Linked DNA regions of Homo sapiens: region 2 is linked to region 1. Evidence: chromatin contacts called from ENCODE Hi-C or POLR2A ChIA-PET data. All regions are on one chromosome and are shown on one strand. Each heading gives the region's core, a stretch centred on a gene start or an enhancer-like site at or near the end of the contact. The rest is flanking DNA. Distances are from core to core; before and after follow the strand shown.

The links. Hi-C counts contacts between places; a loop is a spot of excess contacts on that map. ChIA-PET counts read pairs that join two places held with the same protein, here RNA polymerase II (POLR2A). Pooled maps may share reads with other maps.
Region 2: a map with no recorded cell type shows a loop between it and region 1 (5-fold over the local background). The contact joins the enhancer-like site here to the promoter of SUZ12 in region 1. A Hi-C loop is called at or near these places in 1 of 168 maps with a recorded cell type or tissue (CD8-positive, alpha-beta T cell), 2 of 37 single-sample maps with no recorded cell type and 9 of 50 pooled maps. POLR2A ChIA-PET finds 5 or more read pairs at or near these places in 5 of 52 experiments (HEK293, WTC11, activated CD4-positive, alpha-beta T cell and 2 more).

What each region holds. Positions count from the first base shown.
Region 1 is chr17:31,933,878-31,939,479 of GRCh38, forward strand. It overlaps SUZ12 (SUZ12 polycomb repressive complex 2 subunit), which reads left to right and starts at 3,130. Exons shown (of 16, transcript NM_015355.4): 1 at 3,130-3,643. The coding sequence starts at 3,370. RefSeq lists a silencer at 3,021-3,480 and an enhancer at 3,221-3,806.
Region 2 is chr17:32,124,537-32,130,138 of GRCh38, forward strand. No RefSeq gene overlaps it. Among named protein-coding and RNA genes, the nearest start is that of RHOT1, 15 kb to the right of the region's middle. RefSeq lists enhancers at 2,857-3,076, 3,137-3,196. Within about 2 kb of position 3,000, at least 38 of the 41 ENCODE cell types and tissues checked have a DNase peak (open chromatin) inside an H3K27ac peak, as active enhancers do; they include CD8-positive, alpha-beta T cell, where a contact is called at or near this core.

The DNA.
Region 1 (5,602 bases), core at 1,880-4,379:
CAAGCTCCGCCTCCTGGGTTCACGCCATTCTCCTGCCTCAGCCTGCTGAGTAGCTGGGACTACAGGCGCCCGCCACTACACCTGGCTAATTTTTTTGTATTTTTAGTAGAGACAGGGTTTCACTGTGTTAACCAGGATGGTCTCGGTCTCCTGACCTCGTGGTCCGCCCGTCTTGGCCTCCCTAAATGCTGGGATTACAGGCTTGAGCCACCGTGCCCGGCCTTTTTTTGTTTTTTGTTTTTTGAGACGGAGTCTTTCTCTGTCACCAGGCTAGAGTGCAGTGGCACGATCCAGGCTCACTGTGACCTCTGCCTCCCGGGTTCAAGTGATTTCCCTGCCTCAGCCTCCCCAGTAGTTGGGACTACAGGCACATGCCACCATGCCCGGCTAATTTTTTGTATTTTAGTAGAGACAGGGTTTCACTGTGTTGGCCAGGATGGTCTTGATCTCCTTACCTTGTGTTCCAACTTAGCCTCCCAAAGTGCTGGGATTACAGGCGTGAGCCACCGCACCCAGCCTACTGATCTTTCTTGACTTAGACATGACATATGCTACAACTTTTTTTTTTTTTTTTTTGAGACGGAGTCTCACTCTGTCGCCAGGCTGGAGTGCAGTGGCATGATCTCAGCTCACTGCAACCTCCGCCTCCCGGGTTCAAGCAATTCTCCTGCCTCAGCCTCCCGAGTAGCTGGGACTACAGGCAAGCACCACCACGCCCAGCTAATTTTTGTATTTTTAGTAGAGATGGGGTTTCACCATGTTGGCCAGAATGGTCTCAATCTCTTGAACTCGTGATCCGCCCGCCTCAGCCTCCCAAAGTGCTGGGATTACAGGTGTGAGCCACCGTGCCCGGCCTGACATATCCTACATCTTTTATCTTTAAAACTCTTGGCAAGGTGTGGGGCTCACTTCTGTAAGCCCCACATTTTCGGAGGCCAAGGCTGGTCGACCACAAGGTCTGGAGATCCTGACCATCCAGGCTAACAAGGTGAAACCCCATCTCTACTAAAAATACAAAAAATTAGCCAGGCATAGTGGCATGCACCTGTAATCCCAGCTACTTGGGAGGCTAAGGCAGGAGAATCACTTGAACCCGGGAGGCTGAGGTTGCGGTGAGCCGAGATTGTGCCACTGCACTCTAGCCTGAGCCACAGAGTGAGGCTCCATCTCAAAACAACAACAACAACAATAACAACAAACAAAACTCTTTATTTTTCTGGCATGATAGTGAAGCATGAGGGCTCCAGAGACACTGCCTGGGTTAAAAATCCCGGTTTGTGCAAGCTTCTTAACAAGTCTTGCTGTTATTTCCTCATCTATGAAATGGAGATATTAATAAATGTCTACCTCAGAGGATTGGTGTGAGAATTGAATGTTAAGCTTGTAAAAACTTAAAGTATTGCCTGGCACATAGTAAGCACTCAGTCATTATTATCCTAATTTATATTTGTGCGCTGGTGTCCAACTTTATTCATCAAGACTCATTGGATGAATCCTGATTCTATGCCAGGCACAGTGATAGACACCTCAGCTACCAAAGCATCCATCATCCGTGCCCCAAGAGCTTAACAGTAAAGTAGAAAGAAAAAGACTTGCTGCTATAACACAAAGGTTCTTAACTTGAACAGGCTTCAGGAAGTCTGAGAACTTGAATGACAAAAAATATATATATTTATTTACACTAACCTCTAGCTAGAATTTAGCATCTCCTTCAACTACTAATAGGTGACAAATCATAGTAGTGTTAGCAGTGCCTGTGGCTTTGTTACCAAGAGAACTTACTGGTATTTCTCTCGGGAGGCCAAGGTTGCAGTGAGCCAAGATCGCGCCCTTGCACTCCAGCCTGGGTGACAGAGCGAGAATCCGTCTCAAAAAAAAAAAAGACTACAGAGGATAGTGTAACAAACAAGAGGGGATTCTGAACTTTTTGTCTGAATATAAAATATAGCTTGTCCTTAACAACAGGCATTCCTTATTTCAGGTAAGAAGGTATACCTAATTTCAGATGTGTTCCTGAAATGCCAAATACTATATACGTCATTTGCAGAGATCACTTTCTTAAGTAGCAAAGGCTTTGATAAAACCTGTACTTTAGGTATTTAATCATTACAAAGATAACTAGTTTTGTAAACAACTTGAATAACCATTCCAGAGACACTTGTTTTGTAAACAGTGTTTTGCAGTTAACTATAGAGAACCCAAGTAGACATTTAAAAAATGCTGTTTAGAGTATGAAATGGTTCTATGTTTATAGGTTGGGATTTTTGAAATTTTAACGTAATATAAAAATTGGAAGAACATCCTTAGAGATCATCTTGTCCAACCTGAAATTCAAATCATTAGCTCAACTCCAAACCAATCTGTGCCAGAAGACTGAAATGGGCCTATGTGTCTATCGTTCAAAGCAAGACCTGGCCAGGCGCGGTGGCTCACGCCTGTAATCCCAGCACTTTGGGAAGCCGAGGCAGGTGGATCACGAGGTCAGGAGATCGAGACCAGCCTGGCCAAAATGGTGAAACCCTGTCTCTACTAAAAACACAAAAAATTAGCCAGGCGTGGTGGCGAGCGCCTGTAATCCCAGCTACTCTGGAGGCTGAGGCAGGAGAATCGCTTCAACCCGGGAGGCGCAGGTTGTAGGGAGACGAAGTCGCGCCACTGGCACTCCAGCCTGGGCGACAGAGGGAGGCTCCGTCTCAAAAAAAAAAAAAAGCAAGACTCGCAAAACACCGGATTCCTTCTCAGCTTTCTGAGCTGAAAAGGTATAGATCCTAAAGAAGAGAAGAGTGTATGTAAGTACTTCTCAACCAGTTTACCTCTCTGACCACTCTTACGGTGTTTGGGGGCAACAAACTAAGGATCTAGACTCGCTAAACCGCTCGCTGGGTCCTTCTCTCCCCACAATGCACCGGGGCCAGCAGGAAGGCCGCTCCGACCCCTAATTTTCCCGCGAATTCAGTTCAAAGAGGCGGCCGGGCCCGCGATCGGCAGCGCGCACGGGCCAACCAAGCCGCGCCTCCGCGAGAAGCGCCTCCGCGTGACTGACGGGGGAATCCGCGGGCCAACGGGCTGGGCGGCCCGGCGGTGCGCGCTCCCGCCGGCCAATCAGAGCGCCGGGCGGGGGAAGTGGGCGGAGCGAGGCCAGGGTAGGGTGAGCGGCCTCCGAAGCGGAGCGGGGCTCTGAGGAGACACTTTTTTTTTCCTCCCTCCTTCCCTCCTCTCCTCCTCCCTTCCCTTCCCCTCTCCTCCCCTCTCTCCTCCTTCCCCCCTCGGTCCGCCGGAGCCTGCTGGGGCGAGCGGTTGGTATTGCAGGCGCTTGCTCTCCGGGGCCGCCCGGCGGGTAGCTGGCGGGGGGAGGAGGCAGGAACCGCGATGGCGCCTCAGAAGCACGGCGGTGGGGGAGGGGGCGGCTCGGGGCCCAGCGCGGGGTCCGGGGGAGGCGGCTTCGGGGGTTCGGCGGCGGTGGCGGCGGCGACGGCTTCGGGCGGCAAATCCGGCGGCGGGAGCTGTGGAGGGGGTGGCAGTTACTCGGCCTCCTCCTCCTCCTCCGCGGCGGCAGCGGCGGGGGCTGCGGTGTTACCGGTGAAGAAGCCGAAAATGGAGCACGTCCAGGCTGACCACGAGCTTTTCCTCCAGGCCTTTGAGAGTGAGTGTGTGCGAGGCTTTGAGGGCAGGAAGACCCACTCTGCCAACACCGGGGATGGGACACTCTGCTGGGCCCCCTTCCTCCTCGGGAGTCCACTTGTGTGGTAGTGGAGGGAGGAATTGAGGGGATGTCCCCCTTTCGGAGATTACGTCTCCAGGGGATCCGGAGTCCAGGGCCTTGGGAGAGCTGGAAAAGAGGGTCCGGGCGGGTTCTTGACTCCCCCAAGATTGACGCAAGAGGCTCGGGACTGGGGCCCCACGTTCAGAGCAGGCGGCTTTTAGATGAGGAGGTAGCAGTTGAACTGAGCCGCAGTCACATCCCGAGACTGGTTCTTGTTTTCTTTCATGCCTTTCGGACTCTAGAAATACAGGGGTTTCGGTTGTAGCTTTTGAGGGGCAAAATGAAGCCTGTGAAGGGATGAGTGCAGTGGAACCGAAGAAAGTGTCCTTAGTCTGAAATGCCTTCGCGCTAACTTGGTGCTGCAGGTTCCTATGGCACCTTTGGATGCTTAAAACCCTTCAAATCTATCCACCCATTTTGTGGATATGTAAACTGAGCCAGAGAGTGGTCAAGCATCTTCTCTGGAGACGACCCCGGAATTCTGCTTTTTCTACCTGGCTTACAGAACATTTTCTTGCGTCAATTTCTGTTTCTAAGTTCTGTCTGGAAGGTGAAACTGACTTATTTGGAAAGGAGAGCAAGGTGTCTGGAAACAAACAATAGAATTTATTAAAAACATCGTGACTATGAATAATCCTGATTGTTCTTTAAGGAATGTTATATCCTGATTGGTTCCCTTTTTTGCTTTTGTGTGTTATAATTTGGGTGATCTTTAATAGCTAAATAATCTTACAGAAACTTGAATAAACTTGGCTCTACCGCCCAGTGTCCTTATTTACAGTTTCACTGTGGCATATGTTAAGGGCATGGTATCAGCTGTGCTTAGAAAGACGTATTACGTTGTTTAATACCCTTCCTTCATTCTCTCTCATTAGTGCTTCATGAAATTCTAATTGGAACTTAATAGAAGGAATTTCAGTTTTTATGGAAACGAATATTGAACCTGCTTCAGAGAGATTCACATTATTCACGTATTTCTTAGTATACTTTGAAATATCTAGAGAGGCTTTAATTGGAAATAGGATGTAGAACTGAAGGGCAGTGGTGACAATAATGATACTTGTTTGTACCCCTTCTAAAGTATCTCATCTCCCTTTAGTTAATTTAAAATAAAACCAATTGAAGATTTAGGTGGAAATTTTAAAAGTTCTTTCTGAATGTTAAGACACATCCTCCAAGAAAGTTTTAACTATTTGCGTTCTGATGAGTCGACCTCAGGGAAGTCAAGTGTCATTAAGAGCTAGATCTGGTCATAAAACAACTCGAAGTTGTTTACTGGAAAGTTTAAATACTTGAATGTAATTATTCACATAGTTATTTCTATTTGGTTTATTCTGATACTGCTGTATAATGACCTAACGTGACACTAATAGGTCATTAATGTAACTGATATAATAGTATATGTATTTTTCATCGACTTAAGTCCTGTATAACAAATTACATTTTAACTAATTTGAAATTTAATTCAACTCATTTTAAGCGTTAGAAAGACTGTTTTGTGAACCTGTCAATTGTGTAAAAAATGTATTGAGGTAATATTTATATTGAACAAAATAGATACAACTTTAAATTATAATTAGGAATATTTATTGAGAATTTTTGCTGCAGTTTGTGTCCGAGATTCATTTCAATATTGACTGACTTTTGAGTGCAGTGGATCCCACCTGTAATCCTAGCTACTCTGGAGGCTGAGGCAGGAGGATCTGTTGAGCCCACGAGTTTGAGACCAGCCTGGGCAACATATCAAGACCCCTTTTCAAAAAAAGAAAAAAAAAATCTTGACTGACTTTCATCATACCTGTATTAGGAATGTCTGGATCTGTATTAGGATGTCATCAT
Region 2 (5,602 bases), core at 1,750-4,249, 190 kb after region 1:
AGCGCTGGGATTTACAGGCATGAGCCACTGTGCCTGGCCCCATCACAGTGTTTTATATTGGGTATTTCAGAACCTCTTGCCCACAGAGAAATGGGCAGAGGGGACCACACTATGAGAATTGATTGTATGTGCTCAGAAATGGGATCATGGGCCGGGCGCAGTGGCTTACACCTGTAATCCCAGCACTTTGGGAGCCCGAGGCCGGTGGATTGCCTGAGGACAGGAGTTCAAGACCAGCCTGACCAACATGGTGAAACCTCGCCTCTACTAAAAACACAAAAATTAGCCAGGTGTGGTAGCAGTCTCCTGTAATCCCAGCTACGTGGGAGGCTGAGGCAGAAGAATCGCTTGAACCCAGGAGGAGGAGGTTGCAGTGAGCTGAGACTGGGCCATTGCACTCCAGCCTGGGCAACAAGAGGGAAACTTTTGTCTTAAAAGAAAAAAAAAATGAAATGGGATTACGGTGCCAACATGGTTGCCAGACAGACCAGGCGTCTGCCAGGGAGTGGTTTCATATCAGATGACCTGCTATCTCTGTGAAGTTAATATTGTACCATGGCCTTATCCAGCCCTGCTGCAGTTCTTTACTGTGAGTAATAGGAAGCTGTGAAACAGCACTTTTCATAACACAAATGGCCAGTTACTTGGCCTGTCTCTGTCCCACTGCCATTGCCCAGGCTCTGAGCTGAGTGCGAGTCTCAGCTGGATGTCTGTACTGCCTCCCAGACAGCCTCCTGCGGTTTGTCTTACCTCCTCCAATCCCTCCGCCTCTTTACCACTCGAGTATTTTTATGACACACAAAACCTGCTTTCTTACTCCTCTGCTTACAGTCCTTCAGTGATGCTTCGCACTGCTCAGGAGAAAGTCTGAGCTCCTTTGCTGGAACACAAGGGCCTCCAGATCAGTCCCCTGCCCACTTCTCCAAACCAGGCCCCTGCTGCTTCTCCAGCACCCAGTGTCTAATCTCCTTGGCCTGGAATACGAGGCCTCCAGACTGGGACCCTGCTGCTTCTGCAGCACCTGGTGTCTAAGTGCCTCCTTCTTGATGTCTGCTCTTCAGTCACAAGGAGCTGCTCATCTCTCCCTGAGGACACACGTGCACAAACACACACACATGCACACACAAGTGCACACACAGAGAGGAGCGTGCTCTTCTACTCCTTCTCCCTGCAGTCCCTGGAATGCACCATCTGTCCTAAACCAAAGGCCCACCCCCTCCCTGAAGTCCACCCTGGTCTCACCAATCACAGGTCCGATATGCAAAAACACAGATATAACTTAGAGTGCTCACTCTGTGCCGGGCACGGACTTAAGTACCTCACAGGCATTAGCTCTTTTAATCCTCACAACAACCTTATGAAATAGGTTCTGTGATGAGCTCCATTTTACAGATGAGGAAACTGAGGCTTGGAGATTTAAAGTAACTTGCCTGGTTTCACTTAGCTGCCGGCCCCCTTTTCTCCCCCCAGAACACTGACTACATTTCCTTCATAGCGTGTTAGTGCATTTAATAATTTTCATAACCACCAACTCTAATGATACATGGTGGGAAAGGTCAGTGCCCTCTTGGTTTGTGGTCCCCACAGTCAAGCTCAGGGCCTGGCACCCAGCAGGTGCTCAGTAATGCTGTGACTAAAGCACTGGTCTGTGTTTCTTCAAGGAAGCTCTTTCTTCCTGCATCAAAATCCTCTTGGCTCAGAAGTGGACTCATGGGAAGGGCTACGAGGCTTGTGCCGCAGGGTCCTTCCCTTGTGTGGGGCCCCACTAGCAATGCACACAGATGCTCATCTAGTTTTGTAAAGTAAGATATTATTTTTTGGCCAGGCACGGTGGCTCATGCCTGTAATCCGAGCCTTTGGCAGGCCAAAGTGGTAGGATCGTTTGAGCCCTGGAGTTCAAGGCCAGCCTGGACAACATGAGGAAACCCTGTCTCTACAAAAAATGTAACAATTAGTTGGGCGTGGTGGTGTGCACCTGTAGTACCAGCTATTTGGGAGGCTGAGGTGGGAGTCCTGGAGGTGGAGGCTGCAGTAAGCAGAGATCATGCCACTGCTCTCCAGCCTGGGTGACAGAGCCAGAGTCTGTTTCAAAGACAAAAAAAAAAAAAGAAATTATTTTTCTTAAAGATGCCCCCTATATTTGTAATCTTTAGGGCCCACAAAACCAAGGTCTGTGTGAGAGGCTTGCTGAAAATGCAGCTTTCAGCTGGGCATGGTGGCTCACACTTATAATCCCAGCACTTTGAGAGGCCAAGGTAGGAGGATCACTTGATCCCAGGAGTTTAAGACCAGCCTGAGCAACATAGCAAGACTCTGCATCTACAAAAAAGTAAAAAATTAGCGGGGCGTGGTGGTGCATGTCGCTGGTCCCAGCTACTTGGGAGGCCGAGGTGGGAGGATCACTTGAGCCCGGGAGGTCGAGGCTACAGTGAGCCATGATTGAGCCACTGCACTCCAGCCTGGGCAACAGACCGAGACCCTATCTCAAAAAAAAAAAAAAGAGAATGCACATTTCTAGCCCTACCCCCAAGCACCCAAATCTTGGAAGATTCTTGTCTTACCAAAGTCTGAGCACCACTATGCGAAATGTTTCTTCCCTACCCCAGTGATTTTTCTATTTGCTTTAGGGCTCAAAAGAGTCATTGCAGTGGTGGGGTCAGCTATTAACATCTCTCTTTTCCTGGAAACCAGTTGATGCCTATAAGAGGGGTTTCCTCAGCTCTCTGAATAACTTCAATTTGTTCTTTTTGGGCCAAGCCCTGTGCTGCCTGGTCCTGCTGATGAGAGTTCGGCTAGAGGGAGGGGTGGGGAGGGGCCTGAGCTGGGGGACCAGCAGGGGGGCAGCCTGCAGCCCTGAACCCTAATCCTCGTCACTGTCCCTTCTCTGCCTCATAAAGGTGTTCTTGCTCTTTCTCCTTTCTAGCCAAGTCTCCTCCCTCCACATATGTGTTCTCATCTAGATCAGTTTCGATTCCCGCTGGTGGAAAGCAGCCTCAGGCAGGGCCACTGCGCAGGAAGGGCGGGCCTGGGTGCAGGCGGGGCTCCGGGAGTCACCCCCAGACGCGCGGCTCCCCTTCCTTGTCCTCCGCATGACGCCCGTGCCGGAGCCCACGTGAGCCTTTGCCAAGGAGAGATTCAGAGATATGAGCAGAAAAACTGGAAGATGGACTTCTTCAATAAGGCAGCGGGACGGTTTGGCTGATGGAAGATGTTTCCCGGAAGCCTGTTCACGCTCCACCCTGAAAGTCCCAGGGCCGTGAGAGTCAGCCGGGCCGCCGAGGCGGTGCCCTCCAGGCTGCAGGATGATCCAGGGACTGTTTTCCTCAGCACTGTGTAGGTTTCAGCTTATGAGTTCTGTCCATGTTTTGTGAGATTTATAGCTAAGTATTTACCTTTTCGAATGATTATAAACAACATAGTAGTTTTAATTTTAGTGTCTACTTGTTTTTTGTTACTATATAGAAATACAATCGATTTTCATATATTTATGTTGCATCCTCTGTGCTTCTAAACTCACTAGTTTTGGAAGCTGTTTTTTGTTTTTAGATTCCTTAAAATTTTATATATGGGCAATCATGTCATTTAATAATCAACCTGTATGCCTAAAATAATCAACCTGTATGCCTAAAATAATCAACCTGTATGCCTTTTATTGTAAGAAAATCCCTAAATACTGGGATTACAGGTGGTGAGCCACCGTGTCCAACCTGAAACTTTTTTTTTGGTGATTTCAAATGAACTTGACTTTTACTGTAATTATACCTAAAGTATTTGTAAACAATTGTTTAGAACTTCTATTTGTCATGGACTTTTGAGTTTATTCTTTGGATCATATAAAAAGACTTTTTTTTTTTGTTTTTAAAGTTATAAATCTCTGTATGCACTTTGCTTTTCTTAATTAAACATAATCCAAAGTAAGCTGTGACTCATTTATTTATTTATTTATTTGAGACAGGGTGTCGCTTTGTCACCCAGGCTATGGCTCCATCTTGGCTCACTGCAGCCTCAACCTCCCAGGCTCAAGCAATCTTCCCACCCACCTAGGCCTCCCGAGTAGCTGGGACTACAGGCATGCACCAGCATGCCTAGCTAATTTTTGTATTTTTTGTAGAGACAGGGTTTCTCCATGTTGCCCAGGCTGGTCTCAAGCTCCTGGACTCAATCAGTCCTTCTGCATCGGCCTCTCACAGTGTTGGGATTACAGGCGTGACTTTGCCACCATCCCCGGTTTGTTTTTTTTCAACAGGCAGAGTTTAACTATCACGGAAGCCTCCCGCCTCAGCCTCCCAAAGTGCTGGGAATACAGGTGGAAGCCACTGCACCCATCCAGCTATGATTCTTCGGTAGTGTACAAGATTGTACACTACCAATGTATCTGATTTTCAATTTTTCTTGAAATGTGATGCAAGTGGTGTCAGCCTGCTGATAAGTTAACATTGTTCAGGATGAATCTTCTACAGAAATAATTGCTTTTTTTCCCCAGTATTTAGTACTGAAAGATATTAATGGTAATATATTTCTGGTTTAATATAAATTAAGCATGTTTTCTAGTTGTGCGTGAATGCTGGCTGGCAACTTAGTAAGTTTTGACAGTTGTTTAAATATGTAATGTTAAGCTTAGGTTTTAAAAAAGTAAAACTTATAAAGGAAAATAAAAAGAATCTCAGGATCCCCAAACTCCTTATGCCAAAGAGAAAGTTAAGCCTGGAGGTTGTGCCACACAACACTGCCATGCTTTTGCCAAGTGCAAAGCTGCTACTTCACAAGCTTGTGTGAAAGCATGAAGCATTAGCCAGACCCCCACAGGATGCAAAAGGCCTCAGGCAGCTCCAGATGTTTGCCCCACAAATCAGTCACACTTAAATATTTTGCTGCCTCAAAAACTTTCAAGATGTCAAGATGTATATCCACCCGTAAAATGAGGGCATGTTGATTGTAACTTTAGGTCTGCAATCTAAATGTAGCTCCTGAAACCAATGTTGTTCCTTTCTACACGGATAATGTTGATTCCAAGCTTATCTTTCCAGGTGCAGAACAAAGCGAAGATGAGATTAATCATGCTTCCACCTACCCGGAGACACCTGCACAATTAATTCTTCCTTTACTCCCTTTTTTTCCTTCAGAAGTTCACCTTATCTTATGTAAAATGCAGATCTACTGGGCACTAACTAAAGTCTCACAAGAATATAACCATTCCCTGTCTCACTACTTACCTGCCCCTCATCCTACATGCCTTCCCCACCCCTCTTTTTTTTTTTTGAGATAGAGTTTCGCTCTTGTTGGCCAGGCTGGAGTGCAATGGCGTGATCTTGCCTTACCACAACTTCCGCCTCCCAGGTTCAAGCGATTCTCCTGCCTCAGCCTCCCGAGTAGCTGGGATTATAGGCATGTACCACCACGCCCATCTAATTTTGTATTTTTAGTAGAGATGGGGTTTCTTCATGTTGGTCAGGCTGGTCTCCAACTCCCGACCTCAGGTGATCTGCCTGCCTCGGCCTCCCAAAATGCTGGGATTACAGGCTTGAGCCACCGTGCCTGGCCATGCCTTCCCCTGTTTAAGGATATGTATAAATACTAAATCTCCTTAAAACCTCTTCAGAGA